Linked DNA regions of Homo sapiens: region 2 is linked to region 1. A link is an interaction called in ENCODE POLR2A ChIA-PET data of the cell type or tissue named here. Cell type or tissue: MCF 10A. All regions are shown on one strand. Each heading gives the region's core, and the rest is flanking DNA. Links, peaks and the distances in the headings are about the cores only.

Region 1 (8,245 bases), core at 1,116-6,115:
GCACAAGATTAGCAATTATGGGTTAGGAATGCAGCTGGTGGCTACGAGATTTCTGACCCTCCCTAAACTGCTCCTAAGATCAGTGCTGGAGCTATTTTGCAGACCCTGAACTTGACAGATCAACTGGCCCCACCCAGATCAATAAACTGGCTCATGTGATCTTGTGGCAACCCCCGCCCACCCCGGCAACCCAGGAATTAACTCAGTGCAGTAAGACAGCTTTGACTCCCTAGGATTTCATCTCTGAACTGACCAATCAGCACTCCCAGCTCACTGGCTTCCCCCGACCCACCAAATTGCCCTTAAAAACTCTGATCCCCGAATGCTCAGCGAGACTGATTTGAGTAATAATAAAACTCTGGTCTCCCATGCAGCTGGCTCTATGTGAATTACACTTTCTCTATTGCAATTCCCCTGCCTTATAAATTGGCTGTGTCTAGGCAGTGGGCAAGGTGAACCCATTGGGCAGTTGCACTCTGAAGGTGCTAGGGAAAAATGTTTCAGGTCCCTCTCCTGGTTCCTGGTAGCTTCTGGGTAGGTGACAGCATAACTCCAGTTTTCACATGATGGGCTCCTTGTGTGTGTGTGTCTGTGTCTAAATTTGCCTTTCTATACAGACACCAGCCAGATTGGATTAGTGTTCCACCCTACTCCAGTATGACCTCATTTTAACTTAACTAATTATGACTTTAAGGATTCTGTTTCCATATAAGGTCATAATCAGGTACTGAGGGTTTGAACTTCAACATATAAATTTGGTGGAAGGGGCACAGTTAAACCCTAGCAATGTCGGAGATGTAGTAGAGTCAGTCATCTATTAAATACCAATCTCCTAATATCCTAGGGATATTATGAGGATTAAAGAAGGTAATACATGTAAAACACTTAGCACAAACTCTGGAATATAAAAAGTGCTCATTAAATTAGTTAAGAATCCTGGCTTTCTGTCAATAACTAGCAACTATTACTGTAAAAATAATAATGAGTATTCAATATATTCTTTAATTTATTTATAAATTCTACACTCTCATTTGTGCTAGGCCTTGTGTTCATAGAAGGCATATAAAGATAAAGGAGATTAAAAACAAATATTTGTTGGATGAATGAGCTAACAGTTTAATGAGGCAGAAAGGCATAAAAACAATTATGGGTCAGTGAAGCAAGTGCAAAAAAGGCTACGGTGTCCTATAGGAAGGGCTGGAGGACCAGAGATGCCTTTAGCAACAGATGATAGCCAAATGTTTGTCTCTGCCTACATGCCCTGGAGTAGTAGAAGATGGGCACCACAACGCTGATTTTTTTTTTTTTTTTACAATTACTTCATAGAAAATAACTGAGTATGCCATCTCCCTCCAAACTATGGTAGTATGTTTTTATCTTGACAGTTACCAAAAGCTAAGGAATTGATTTTTCAAGTTTAGAAGATTTAAGTCAAAACATGTATAGCTCAGAGGAAGAATTTAGAATATTAGTAACAGAACAAGTATATTATCATAAATAATATTTGATGAGGATACTTATGAAGTGTATCAAAGTTTAAAAGTTGGACTTGTCATTTGTTCCTTTGTGACCAATAGAAAGTAGGGAAAGAACTCACTGGTCACAGGTGTCTTTGATTATTGTCACTCAGGAACACAAGCTGATGAAGGCATTACCTAGGAACTGTTTCATTACCACTGGGACAAAGAAAGCAAATGTGGTTTATCATGCTCTGACTTCGGGAGTTTCTGTTTGGAAGTGACAACTATCATTTCCACTCTTTCTCCCTTACCATGAAATTCTGTTCAATTAATAGATGGATTTTCCTAACTATAGAAAATACGTCTTAATCTATAGCTTACATAGGATTTCAGAGGTGTTGTTATTTCCTGAAAATATAAACAAAATTTGAGGTTTTTATTTTTTGCTATATGAATATTTTTCTGAAGAGAACTGTTCATAGTTTTTCTAGTTTCCCATGAAGCTCATAACCCATAAAAGCTCAAAAATAGGCTGGGCACAGTGGCTCATGCCTGTAATCCCAGCACTTTGGGAGGCCGAGGTGGGCAGATCACTTGAGGTTAGGAGCCTTGAGAACAGCTTGGCCAACATGGTGAGACCCTGTCTCTACATAAATACAAAAATTAGCCAGGTGTGGCGGGCACCTGTAATCCCAGCTACTGGGGAGACTGAGGCAGATGAATTGCTTGAACCCAGGAGGTAGAGGTTGCAGTGAGCTGAGATTGTGCCACTGCACTCCAGCCTGGGTGATTCAGCGAGATTCAGTCTCAAAAAAAAAAAAAAAAAAAGAAAATCAAGAACAACCACTATAGAAGCCCATATTTGTAAATTCTTGTATCAGTGAACACTTGCATGACAACTTAACATTAATCAGTAAATAGTAGGTATAATTGGGATGTGAGTTGGAGAGTACACTGCTTTGAAGAGGGACAAGAGGGAGACAGGCCTTGGGGCTGACTGTTTGTGCCCCCACTCCTGCTCTTGCTTCAACTAGAACATCTCTTCTTCCGTGCATTTTATATGATAATATTCCATGTTCTCTCTCCCTTTCTCTCAGTCTCTCTCGACAACAGAAATCAATATTAAAAATATTCAGAAATCTGGCTGGGCGTGGTGGCTCATGCCTGTAATCCCAGCACTTTGGGAGGCCAAGGTGTGCAGATCACCTAAGGTCAGGAGTTGGAGATCAGCCTGGTGAAACCCAGTCTCTACAGAAAATGCAAAAATTAGCTGGGCGTGGTGGTGGAAGCCTGTAATCCCAGGTATTTGAGCCAGGAGAACTGCTTGAACCTGGGAGGCAGAGGTTGCAGTAAGCCGAGATCAGGCCACTGCACTCCAGCCTGGGCAACAGAGCAAGACTCTGTCAAAAAAAAAAATAAATTCAGAAATCACTAATGTAAATTGGATACAAGAGCACAGTGAGCTGTCTTTAAGAACTTGGAAATGAGGTTGACTTCTGACAGTTAAACTATAAAATCCAAACTAAGAAATAAAATAAGAAATATATGATGTTGGCTGGACTTGAAGAAAAAAAAGAAATAGACATAATCATTTCGAAGAAAGAGGGAGGTTCTCAGGCCTGCATAAGAATTGACTCAGTCCAATCAGTAATATTAATGTTTCTAAATAAATGATGTGTCTCTCTGAAAAGACCAAGGAAAGCACAGAGTGATCAGCAATAGACCACCATGGAAAAACGAAAGTCAGAGGACTTCTCCGTCCCCAGTCCTGAACAGAAAAACTCGTGCAAATGAATCCATCAGATTGGATTTGTTGGACTTCAAATTCTGTCCTTCTCTCTTGACTCTTCTGTCTGCATCCAAAGAGAAGGGATTTTCCTACTCATACTTCTGGCTCATCCCCAAGGAAAAAGGAATTGCTAATCACTCTGCCTGGGGGAAAGGGTACAGGTGTGGAAAGGACTCAAGGAGAAAGTGGAAAAGCTGTCTTTAAGCATGACTAAGAAAGCCCAGTGGAAAAGGCAGGTTATGAGGTGTGGCAAAGACGGAGGAAAAGTCATTCCAGGTAGAGGGAAAGGCTGTATGCCTGCATAGAGGCATGATAAAGTTTGGCACTTTTGGGGAGCTGGCAATCCTTTTTGCCTAGAAATTACAAAAGAAATGAAAAAAAAATTAAGGGAGAGGATGGTGGGGAATGACGCTAGAAAATGAAGCACTAAACGAGTGGTGAAAATAAGTGATAGTAAGGAGAGTCTCTGATGATTTCTTAATTTAAAATAGAGAAGGGAAGTGAATAAAAAATTCATTATAAGGGAGGAGCCAAGATGACCGAATAGGAACAGCTCCGGTCTACAGCTCCCAGCGTGAGCGACGCAGAAGACAGTGATTTCTGCATTTCCATCTGAGGTACTGGGTTCATCTCACTAGGGAGTGCCAGACAGTGGGCGCAGGTCAGTGGGTGCGCGCACTGTGCGCGAGCCGAAGCAGTGCGAGGCATTGCCTCACTTGGGAAGCGCAAGGGGTCAGGGAATTCCCTTTCCAAGTCAAAGAAAGGGTTGACGGACGGCACCTGGAAAAATCAGGTCACTCCCACCCGAATACTGCGCTTTTTCGACGGGCTTAAAAACCGGCGCACCACGAGATTATATCCCACACCTGGCTCGGAGGGTCCTACGCCCACGGAGTCTCGCTGATTGCTAGCACAGCAGTCTGAGATCAAACTGCAAAGTGGCAGCGAGGCTGGGGGAGGGGCGCCTGCCATTGCCCAGGCTTGCTTAGGTAAACAAAGCAGCTGGGAAGCTCGAACTGGGTGGAGCCCACCACAGCTCAAGGAGGCCTGCCTGCCTCTGTAGGCTCCACCTCTGGGGGCAGGGCACAGACAAACAAAAAGACAGCAGTAACCTCTGCAGACTTAAATGTCCCTGTCTGACAGCTTTGAAGAGAGCAGTGGTTCTCCCAGCACGCAGCTGGAGATCTGAGAATGGGCAGACTGCCTCCTCAAGTGGGTCCCTGACCCCTGACCCCCGAGCAGCCTAACTGGGAGGCACCCCCCAGCAGGGGCACACTGACACCTCATATGGCAGGGTATTCCAACAGACCTGCAGCTGAGGGTCCTGTCTGTTAGAAGGAAAACTAACAAACAGAAAGGACATCCACACCAAAAACCCATCTGTACATCACCATCATCAAAGACCAAAAGTAGATAAAACCACAAAGATGGGGAAAAAACAGAAAAGAAAAACTGGAAACTCCAAAAAGCAGAGCGCCTCTCCTCCTCCAAAGGAACGCAGTTCCTCATCAGCAACGGAACAAAGCTGGATGGAGAATGACTTTGACAAGCTGAGAGAAGAAGGCTTCAGACGATCAAATTACTCTGAGCTACGGGAGGACATTCAAACCAAAGGCAAAGAAGTTGAAAACTTTGAAAAAAATTTAGAAGAATGTATAACTAGAATAACCAATACAGAGAAGTGCTTAAAGGAGCTGATGGAGCTGAAAACCAAGGCTCGAGAACTACGTGAAGAACGCAGAAGCCTCAGGAGCCGATGCGATCAACTGGAAGAAAGGGTATCAGCAATGGAAGATGAAATTAATGAAATGAAGCAAGAAGGGAAGTTTAGAGAAAAAAGAATAAAAATAAATGAGCAAAGCCTCCAAGAAATATGGGACTATGTGAAAAGACCAAATCTACGTCTGATTGGTGTACCTGAAAGTGACGGGGAGAATGGAACCAAGTTGGAAAACACTCTGCAGGATATTATCCAGGAGAACTTCCCCAATCTAGCAAGGCAGGCCAACGTTCAGATTCAGGAAATACAGAGAACGCCACAAAGATACTCCTGGAGAAGAGCAACTCCAAGACACATAATTGTCAGATTCACCAAAGTTGAAATGAAGGAAAAAATGTTAAGGGCAGCCAGAGAGAAAGGTCGGCTTACCCTCAAACGGAAGCCCATCAGACTAACAGCGGATCTCTCAGCAGAAACCCTACAAGCCAGAAGGGAGTGGGGGCCAATATTCAACATTCTTAAAGAAAAGAATTTTCAACCCAGAATTTCATATCCAGCCAAACTAAGCTTCATAAGCAAAGGAGAAATAAAATACTTTACAGACAAGCAAATGCTGAGAGATTTTTCACCACCAGGCCTGCCCGAAAAGAGCTCCTGAAGGAAGCGCTAAACATGGAAAGGAACAACTGGTACCAGCCGCTGCAAAATCATGCCAAAATGTAAAGACCATCAAGACTAGGAAGAAAGTGCATCAACTAACGAGCAAAATAACCAGCTAACATCATAATGACAGGATCAAATTCCACATAACAGTATTAACTTTAAATGTAAATGGACTAAATGCTCCAATTTAAAGACACAGACTGGCAAATTGGATAAAGAGTCAAGACCCATCAGTGTGCTGTATTCAGGAAACCCATCTCATGTACAGAGACACACATAGGCTCAAAATAAAAGGATGGAGGAAGATCTACCAAGCAAATGGAAAACAAAAAAAGGCAGGGGTTGCAATCCTAGTCTCTGATAAAACAGACTTTAAACCAACAAAGACCAAAAGAGACAAAGAAGGCCATTACATAATGGTAAAGGGATCAATTCAACAAGAAGAGCTAACTATCCTAAATATATATGCACCCAATACAGGAGCACCAAGATTCATAAAGCAAGTTCTGAGTGACCTACAAAGAGACTTAGACTCCCACACATTAATAATGGGAGACTTTAACACCCCACTGTCAACATTAGACAGATCAACGAGACAGAAAGTCAACAAGGATACCCAGGAATTGAACTCAGCTCTGCACCAAGCGGACCTAATAGACATCTACAGAACTCTCCACCCCAAATCAACAGAATATACATTTTTTTCAGCACCACACCATACCTATTCTAAAATTGACCACGTGCTTGGAAGTAAAGCTCTCCTCAGCAAATGTAAAAGAACAGAAATTATAACAAACTATCTCTCAGACCACAGTGCAATCAAACTAGAACTCAGGATTAAGAATCTCACTCAAAACTGCTCAACTACATGGAAACTGAACAACCTGCTCCTGAATGACTACTGGGTACCTAACGAAATGAAGGCAGAAATAAAGATGTTCTTTGAAACCAACGAGAACAAAGACACAACATACCAGAATCTCTGGGACGCATTCAAAGGAGTGTGTAGAGGGAAATTTATAGCACTAAATGACCACAAGAGAAAGCAGGAAAGATCCAAAATGGACACCCTAACATCACAATTAAAAGAACTAGAAAAGCAAGAGCAAACACATTCAAAAGCTAGCAGAAGGCAAGAAATAACTAAAATCAGAGCAGAACTGAAGGAAATAGAGACACAAAAAACCTTTCAAAAAATTAATGAATCCAGGAGCTGGTTTTTTGAAAGGATCAACAAAATTGATAGACCGCTAGCAAGACTAATAAAGAAAAAAAGAGAGAAGAATCAAATAGATGCAATAAAAAATGATAAAGGGGATATCACCACCGATAGCACAGAAATACAAACTACCATCAGAGAATACTACAAACACCTCTACGCAAATAAACTAGAAAATCTAGAAGAAATGGATAAATTCCTCGACACATACACTCTCCCAAGACTAAACCAGGAAGAAGTTGAATCTCTGAATAGACCAATAACAGGATCTGAAATTGTGGCAATAATCAATAGCTTACCAACCAAAAAGAGTCCAGGACCAGATGGATTCACAGCCGAATTCTACCAGAGGTACAAGGAGGAACTGATACCATTCCTTCTGAAACTATTCCAATCAATAGAATAAGTGGGAATCCTCCCTAACTCTTTTTATGAGGCCAGCATCATTCTGATACTAAAGCCAGGCAGAGACACAACCAAAAAAGAGAATTTTAGACCAATATCCTTGATGAACATTGATGCAAAAATCCTCAATAAAATACTGGCAAAATGAATCCAGCAGCACACCAAAAAGCTTATCCACCATGATCAAGTGGGCTTCATCCCTGGGATGCAAGGCTGGTTCAATATACGCAAATCAATAAATGTAATCCAGCATATAAACAGAGCCAAAGACAAAAACCACATGATTATCTCAATAGATGCAGAAAAAGCCTTTGACAAAATTCAACAACCCTTCATGCTAAAAACTCTCAATAAATTAGGTATTGATGGGATGTATTTCAAAATAATAAGAGCTATCTATGACAAACCCACAGCCAATATCATACTGAATGGGCAAAAACTGGAAGCATTCCCTTTGAAAACTGGCACAAGACAGGGATGCCCTCTCTCACCACTCCTATTCAACATAGTGTTGGAAGTTCTGGCCAGGGCAATTAGGCAGGAGGAGGAAATAAAGGGTATTCAATTAGGAAAAGAGGAAGTCAAATTGTCCCTGTTTGCAGACGACATGATTGTATATCTAGAAAACCCCATTGTCTCAGCCCCAAATCTCCTTAAGCTGATAAGCAACTTCAGCAAAGTCTCAGGATACAAAATCAATGTACAAAAATCACAAGCATTCTTATACACCAACAACAGACAAACAGAGAGCCAAATCATGAGTGAACTCCCATTCACAATTGCTTCAAAGAGAATAAAATACCTAGGAATCCAACTTACAAGGGATGTGAAGGACCTCTTCAAGGAGAACTACAAACCACTGCTCAAGGAAATAAAAGAGGATACAAACAAATGGAAGAACATTCCATGCTCATGGGTAGGAAGAATCAATATCGTGAAAATGGCCATACTGCCCAAGGTAATTTACAGATTCAATGCCATCCCCATCA
Region 2 (8,245 bases), core at 2,128-7,127, 270 kb after region 1:
ACCTTGTTACCCCCGCCCCTGCCCACAAGAGAACAATCCTCTTTAACTGTAATTTTCTACTACCTACCCAAATCCTATAAAACTGCCCCACCCCTATCTCCCCTATCTCCCCTTGCTGACTCCTTTTTCGGACTCAGTCCGCCTACACCCTAGTGATTAAAAAGCTTTATTGCTCAAAAAAAAAAAAAAGAAAAAAGAAAAGAAAAAGAAAAATGATTTTACCAGTGTCTTATTCAACTTTTAAACATGCAGAATTTATTAGATGTGAGTTTGCATGTATTGATAGGGTTGTAATTTCTGCTTTGCACTTGGATTGCCTCCTTGTCAGATCCACATCCTGTTCCTTCCTTACACGATTGAGGTACAATGTACGGAAACATGATTCTAAGTAAAATTGACCCTTTAAAAATGACTTTATTTATTATCCTGCACAGGTCAAGTAAATATGGATAAAGCAGAACATATTATGTAATTCTCTTGAAAGATGTGAATAATGATTGAATCAATATGATGATTAATTGCTGTTTGTTTCTACCTAGAAAAAAAAAAGAGTAAATTAGGGATCAGAATTCAAAATAATGTTTTATTGAAAGTAAATGTTGTAAATATTGGAGTACATAAGGGAAGTCATAGCATATTTGAAGAACCCTTTACTAATAGGATAGATTCTCAAGTTTGAAATTATTTTGCTATATGCATCTTTTTTGTAATAATCATTTTAAAGCAGGGGTCCCCAACCCCTGGTTCTGGTCTATGGCAAGTTAGGACCTAGGCTCCGCAGCAGGAGGTGAGAGTTGGACGAAGGAGCAAAGCTTCATCTGTATTTACAGTAGCTCCCCATCACTCGCATTGCTGCTCCGCCTCCTGTAAGATCAGCGGTGGCATTACATTCTCACAGGAGCATGAACCCTATTGTGAACTACAAGTGTGAAGGATCTAGGTTCATGCTGCTTATGAGAATATAATGCCTGAGGATCTGTCACTGTCCCCCTTCACCCCCACATGGAAGGCTTAGTTGCAGGAAACAAGCTCAGGGCTCCCACTGATTCTATGTTATGGTGAGTTGTATAATTATTTCATTATATATTACAATGTAATAATAATATAAATAAAGTGCACAATAAATGTAATGCACTTGAATCACAAAACCATCCCTGCTCCTACCCCGCCACCCTGGTCCATGTTAAAATTGTCTTCCACAAAACCGGTCCCTGGTGCCAAAAATGTTGGGGACTGCTGTTTTAAAGCACTTCCTTATTTTCAGGCACTATGCTTGTTGCTTTAAGCTTCACTATTTCAAAATGACTCTGGAGAGTTTTCAAGATAATTAGTGGGTTAGATCCTTTAAAAATTATTTGAAAGGCTGAAATGGCTTTTAGTTTTTATAGTTTATCTCCTCCAGTTCTCCACACTCTCCTTTAACTGAAAATCTCCAATTGTAAACATCTAAAATTGCTTTCCGCTGGGGAATTTAAAGATGACATTGCTGCTTTTCACAAGAATACATAATGGACACAACCAACTTCTTCCTAAAAAAGGTGGAGTTCTAATTAGTTCTAGCTCTAAGCTAAGTATTAGGGTGTTGGGGGAAGCCTGGAAGAGGTGATCATTCTTCTTTCTAATTGCCCTAATAATACAAGCAGCATGGAAGCCTGTAATGCAGAGATGCTTTATGCCATGTGTGGGAAGAAGTTTACAGTAATTGTTTAATGCCTCACAGGAAGTACGTTTTTATCTGAATGACATGTTCTAGGTAAAAGGTGCAGAGAGATTATAAATATCAAGCTTATCATGCATAGCATGTCTGAACATAGTGCACCAAGCAAGAGGATTTTAAATTTCCTCCTGGTTGTGGGTGACCCACTTGTGCAATGAGGAAGTGAGGATCCTAATCCGTGTGACAAGAACCTTGGCAGCACAGCCTGTAACATTCAAAATGGCAGAAAAATCCTGTGCCTTCTCTTCCGTTATCCTGCCTTTGTTTAAAGAGTCTTGTCACTCCATCCAGGATCATGAATGTCTTAGCCAAGAAATGTTGGTAGATACATAAAGTGTGTGCTAATGGAGAAGACAAATTTGACTATAAATGCAGCATTGTTGATTTTCCTTTTATTCAATGGAGCTGTCAGAACAAACAGGCAGGGATATATATATATTTTTTTTTTTGAGACAGAATTTTCACTCTTGTTGCCTAGGCTGGAGTACAGTGGCGCGATCTCAGCTCACTGCAACCTCCGCCTGCTGGGTTCAAGTGATTCTCCTACCTCAGCCTCCCGAGTAGCTGAGATTACAAGCATGGGCCACCATGCCTGGATAATTTTTGTATTTTTAGTAGAGATGGGATTTCGCCATGTTAGCCAGGCTGGTTTCGAACTCCTGACATCAGGTGATCCACCTGCCTTGGTCTCCCAAAGTGCTGGGATTACAGGTGTGAGCCACCACACCCAGCCAAACATTGGATATGTAATTAATAAATTGCTTGGAGACCTGCCAGCTGGGAAACCAGCATTTTCTTGAGCACTTTCTGTCATGAGACGGCACAATGAAAGAGGCCTTGAATCTTTCCATTTATTAGAAAACTCTACATAGAGTTGTAATTGTTAATGTTATTTCCATCCACTCACAATGGCTTTACACTCTGGTGATAAAAACATTAAATCTAGTATCATTTTAAGGGCAATTTTTATGTATTTCTTGAAAAAAAAAGACCATGCTTTACCCATATCTTGCTTTCTTCTAAATTGCATTGTCTGTTTGGTAGCCAATCACCCTTTGACGTTACATTCATCTGAGCATGCATTATTCCATGTGTCCTGGGATTCTCAATTAGTTTATTAACTTTAAAAATATGTATATGCTTCTTTGATGAAAGAATGCTCATAGAATTCTATATATAGGAACTGTTTTCTGGGTCAGACCATCCCATGATTTTGTCCCCAATAGTAATCAGCTATTTCTTGATGAGAAAAGATTGCCTGATGCACTCCTCCTCCTCACACACACACACACACACACACAAACGAACAGTAATTTGACAAATATGTGTTATCTGTTGTATGCCAAATACTATACAATGGACTAGTAATAGGAACCTATATAAGACAGAGCTTACAGTTTAGTGAGAGAGGCAAATTTTTGTATAGATGTTTTCAATACCTTTTGCTTACTCATAAAATTCAGCACTGAGAATCAATCATCTATGAACTTATTTTAACCTTTTTGGAAACCTCCTTCTAGTCTGTGTTTTTCCCTTCCTTGAAACTCAAGAGGGTAAATCTAATAATCTATAGCATTTTATGTTGATTCTAAAAATTTCCTCTGCACATTTCAAGAGGTATATCCTAGTTCTGTTCTACTTGAAGTTATTGAACAAGTTAGCTCTATCTATGTTCTTATGGTAACCTGATACAATAAAAATAATAACACATTTACAACTGTGTAGCAACTTTCAAAGCATTTTCTCATTTGGTTCTTATAACAATCTACAATTACATTTTTCATAGCTAACGCCAGGGATAATATTGAAAAGGCCTTTCTGTACAACAGATTTACAGTCTCTGGAAAGACAACTCTTAATATCTTAAGTGGATATTAATCATTTTCTTTCCTTTACACAAAAATTGTCTCTCTGGCAGGATGTCCTCCTTCAATATGTTTGATAGGCTCAAATAGTGTTGAAATAAATAAAAACCAGAGGCTCCAGATCTCATTAGTAGATGTTTCCCGAGTCAACTACAGTTGGCTGGATCCTAGGTCCTACTGCCTGCCATGAATGGGTGTTGTATTTTCAGCTTACTACAGCCTGCACTTGTCTCAATTATACATGTGTGAACTTTCACCCAGGTTGATTCTAACCTCTGGGCCATTACAGCTTCTGATTTTGTGGCCTGAGGCAGCTCCTAAATAATAGACACAACATCTCAGTAGTTTTTATATCTCAGGCACTTTTTATATTTTGTAAATAGTAGTTGTGGTGAGCTACTTTATTTTACTGAGGGAGGAAAACAACCAGGCAGAGATAATTCTTGTGTTTGCTAAAATGACGTACTAAGTAGACTTACAAAAAAAATACCAAAAAGTTGGTTTACTGAAATACGCCTGTAGTTTAGGGTCTTCATGGAGCTGTGTTACTTTTATTTTTAGGGTTTTGTTTTTTTGATTAAAAATAATCTGGCACTCAAAATTTATTTTGAGTTTGTTTCCATGATATAAACACATATCTACTTTATGACCTAATCTGATTAACATGTCTTTTTTTAGGTCACTGAAATGGTTCTAGAAATGTCTCTTGAAGTTTGGTAAGTGCATTTATTTAGTTGGATGAGAAATATTGTGAGTGATCCACTAATTTATTTTAATTGTTAAAGAATTTTTTTATATATAATTCTGCAGCTGTGAACATATAGAAGTGCATTATGTTTACTTTGCTTTTCTTTAGTTGTCTGTTAATACCTACAAAATCTTTACAAACATATTCTTATATTCATTATTCTTATATTTTAATATGCTTTGCTTATTTTTCCAATAGTTTCATGGTCATATAATAATGTCAGAATAAGTGCTTTATGAAAGAGTCCTCCCTCTAGTCGTACATCTATTCCCATAGAAATGAATGCAGTTATTTAAGCGCCTCTTCTATTGTTGATTCAGGTAGATATTCAAAAACATAGAAGTGAACTTAAACAGAAACTATATAATAATTTTTAAAATTGAGACTGATTTTATTCATACTGACCCAGCTGGACTACTGCTAATAATGTTCCATGAAGCATACTGCTCTTTCAAAATGGCCTCCAAAACTGAACGTTAGGGAATCATGTACTTATTTTCAAACGGCGAATTTTAGGGTAGGCAAGTCTGCCTTGATCTAACTGTTCTCTGATGTAATAATGAGTTCCCTTAACCTCTCTGCATCTCTTTGAACTTCCCTGTTGAACTTGATTTGACCAAAGTTATTAGTACATATTTTACACAAATGCCACGAAAACAAATTGAACATTTTCACATCTGGTGATTTGGCAAATGCATGATAATAGGTACATTGGGTTTAGGCATTTGTTTATTGTATTTTGATCCCTGGAACATGTGGATTTGACTTAGCAAGTGATTGGCATAAATGTCCACAACCTGTTAATATAAGTCAGCAAATATCAAAGGATAGTCCAAGTTATTGTGTTGCATTATTTTGTATTAAGTTCATTCTTGCTTAAAAGTGGTATATTTTGGCATGAGATTAGAAACACTTGTTATTTGACTGACTATGGAAGTAATGCTTTTGTTTAGCGGGGAATAGTCTTCACTGAGGTAATTAGGACATATTTTTATAATATTAAAAATTTCTTTTTTTGTATGTTAATTTATGTCAGCTCTAGAACAGAAATTGTTTTCAAAGAAAAATTCAATTTATTCAAAGAAAAATTTTCCATGTCATGCCTTCTATTAAAAATAACATAAAAGCAAGAAAGAATTAATTAGAAAGTTAAAAATAATGCATAAAAGTAAATTAACCATAATTCTACTACTGAATTTATAAAATTACTCAGAATTTTTTGAATTTTCATCCAGATTTTGAAAACTGATATCCTTAAAACATCTAGGTCATTATACTGTTCAAAAATTTTTTAAAAATCATGATTCTTTTTTAAAAATTATATATAACAGAACAGTATATTACAGAGAACATGACTTCCAGAATAATAAGACCTAGATTTAATTCTACTACTTTCTAATTATGTTAGTGATTGATAGATTTCTAATCACTTATTTACTCACTGGTAAAATAAGAAAAGAATACTTTCTAAGCATATCACTGTGATTAAATGAGGTGTTCTTTCTAAAGAGTACATATACAATAGGAAATTTTCATACACGTATACCACATGTTAATAATGGTGCTGCTTGTAATAGTTTACAAAACATTGGAAATTATTTCAATATTTATGGATAAATAGATTATAGTATACTAATATAATGAAATACTACATAATAGTAAAAGTGTTTGAATTACTTTTATTTATATAAGCACAGATGATTCTCAAAAAAAAGTGTTCACTGGAAAAAATAATTTGCACTAATTACTAAAAACCTGCAAAATGAAAACCTTATTTAGGGACATAAATATATATTGTAAAATTATAAACATATATGGAATGATGAAGATTAAATTTAAGTAGTGATTACCTTTAAGGAACAGAAAAGGAAATAAAGTTGAGGAGGTGTCATAGAGGCAACTGTACAGGTAAGATTTTAATTTCTTTTCTTTTCTTTTTTTTTTTTTTTTTTTTTTTGAGACGGAGTCTTGCCCTGTCACCCAGGCTGGAGTGCAGTGGCGCGATCTCGGCTCACTGCAAGCTCTGCCTCCCAGGTTCACGCCATTCTCCTGCCTCAGCCTCCCGAGTAGCTGGGACTACAGGCGCCAGCCACCACGCCCGGCTAATTTTTTTCTATTTTTAGTAGAGACGGGGTTTCACCGTGTTAGCTAGGATGGTCTCGATTTCCTGACCTCGTGATCCGCCTGCCTCGGCCTCCCAAAGTGCTGGGATTACAGGCATGAGCCACCGCGCCCGGCCTTTAATTTCTTATAGTGTTTAGAAGATACCTAACCTAATATGTCATTATAAAGAATAGTAATAGAAAAGAGTGTAGCCCAAGATTAGACTTAAAAGTGTTCATTTGGCTGGGCGTGGTGGCTCATGCCTGTAATCCCAGCACTTTGGGAGGCTGAAGTGGGTTGATTACCCGAGGTCAGGAGTTCCAGACCAGGTTGACCAACATGGAGAAACCCTGTCTCTACTAAAAATACAAAATTAGCCAGGTGTATTGGTGCGTGCCTGTAATCCCAGCTACTTGGGAGGCCGAGGCAGGAGAATCGCTGGAACCCAGGAGGCGGAGGTTGTGGTGAGCTGAGATTGTGCCATTGCACTCCAGCCTGGGCAACAGGAGCGAAACTCCGTCTCAAAAAAAAAAAAAAAAAAAAAGTTAACTCACTGTCTTACTCTTTTCCCCCGTTACATGATTTCCAAAATCATATTTAATAATTGTATAACCCAATACTTTTATATACAGTTCAACAACCGTTTCTTTAAATGATCTTTAAAAAGTTTTTGGTTACTTCCCTTAAGATAGGTTTCCAGAAGTAGAATTATTAGGCCAAAAGGAATCTATGTTCTAATTATTTTTGAACATTCCATATTGCTAATATGCCAAATTTGAATACTGCTTAATTGCTTTTTAACAAACTTATATTCCCAAAATGGATGCATGAGAATATTAGTGTTATTTTTCCTTTCTAGGACTAGAAAATAAGTATTTAAAATATTTTAATATCAATTATTTTAATAACAGTATCATTTAAATTCACTAGTGAAATTAAACTTTTTTGTTATTAATTCTGCTTTCTCTTTTGTGAGGTACCTATATTTGTCCTTTGGGAAGTAGTAATTAAACTATTATTTGTAATGGTCAAATATAGCCATAAAGAACATAGCTCAGAGGCTTGGTCTCTTTCTGTATTTTACAAGGAAAAAATATACTGAACTAACAGAAATGAGATTTAAAATTGATTTACAATTAAGGTAAGGATTTTTATGAATGGTAAAGAGACAAATATTTTATTGGTGATAATTCTTGACTTCTGCTTTTTGGATTTATTCACACTCCAACATAGGCTGACAGATTTTTAAAAAGTATTTTTAAATTCAGTAGTTGGTATTTAGACTTCAGTATTAAGATATGTCTTATATGTTGCATGGTGAAAGTACATCACATGTTTACTCTGTGATCCTAACCTCTCAGGGCATTAGTTTTCTAATTTATAAAGCTGCAATATATAATAATATATTGTATAATAATATGTAGTGATACTCCCATCGTTCTTGCAATGATTCATACGTAATACCTAATGTGACTTCTGGCATAGTGTAGAGAAATTGCTACTGCCTTCATTAGCAAGATAAAGTATATATAATTTAAGGGTTCTAAAGTCCTCTAGTGGTAAACTCATTTATGGTTATCTCAAGTTCTGTGATTAGAAGTTCCTTTCTTTGTTAGAGGGGGGCATCCATTAGACAAGGCAATTAATTAAGACAATATTTCTGCAAGTATGTTCCTCAGAATGCTGGCTCTTTGGGATGTTAGAAAGTAATTATGATGGTGGAATAGTGAAGGGTGGAGAGATAAGGGAAGGAATTCTTGGTCAAGTAAGTTTGGGATATCCTGTGCCAAACAAATATAAACAGGGTTCTTT

What was found. Peaks named below come from ENCODE experiments on the same cell type or tissue, not always from the same donor. Only the 100,000 strongest peaks of a DNase experiment are listed, where the experiment ranks them.
Region 2: POLR2A ChIA-PET joins it to region 1 with 5 read pairs; 2 of 35 experiments call an interaction of 5 or more read pairs at or near these places.

What each region holds. Positions count from the first base shown.
Region 1 is chr1:186,633,561-186,641,805 of GRCh38, forward strand. No RefSeq gene overlaps it. Among named protein-coding and RNA genes, the nearest start is that of PTGS2, 43 kb to the right of the region's middle. RefSeq lists enhancers at 3,485-4,150, 4,151-4,816. In MCF 10A, for the core only: no CTCF peak of the experiment used is centred there; a DNase peak (open chromatin) is centred at 3,391.
Region 2 is chr1:186,902,705-186,910,949 of GRCh38, forward strand. It overlaps PLA2G4A (phospholipase A2 group IVA), which reads left to right. Exons shown (of 18, transcript NM_024420.3): 6 at 4,261-4,298. Among named protein-coding and RNA genes, the nearest start is that of PLA2G4A, 78 kb to the left of the region's middle. In MCF 10A, for the core only: no CTCF peak of the experiment used is centred there; no DNase peak of the experiment used is centred there.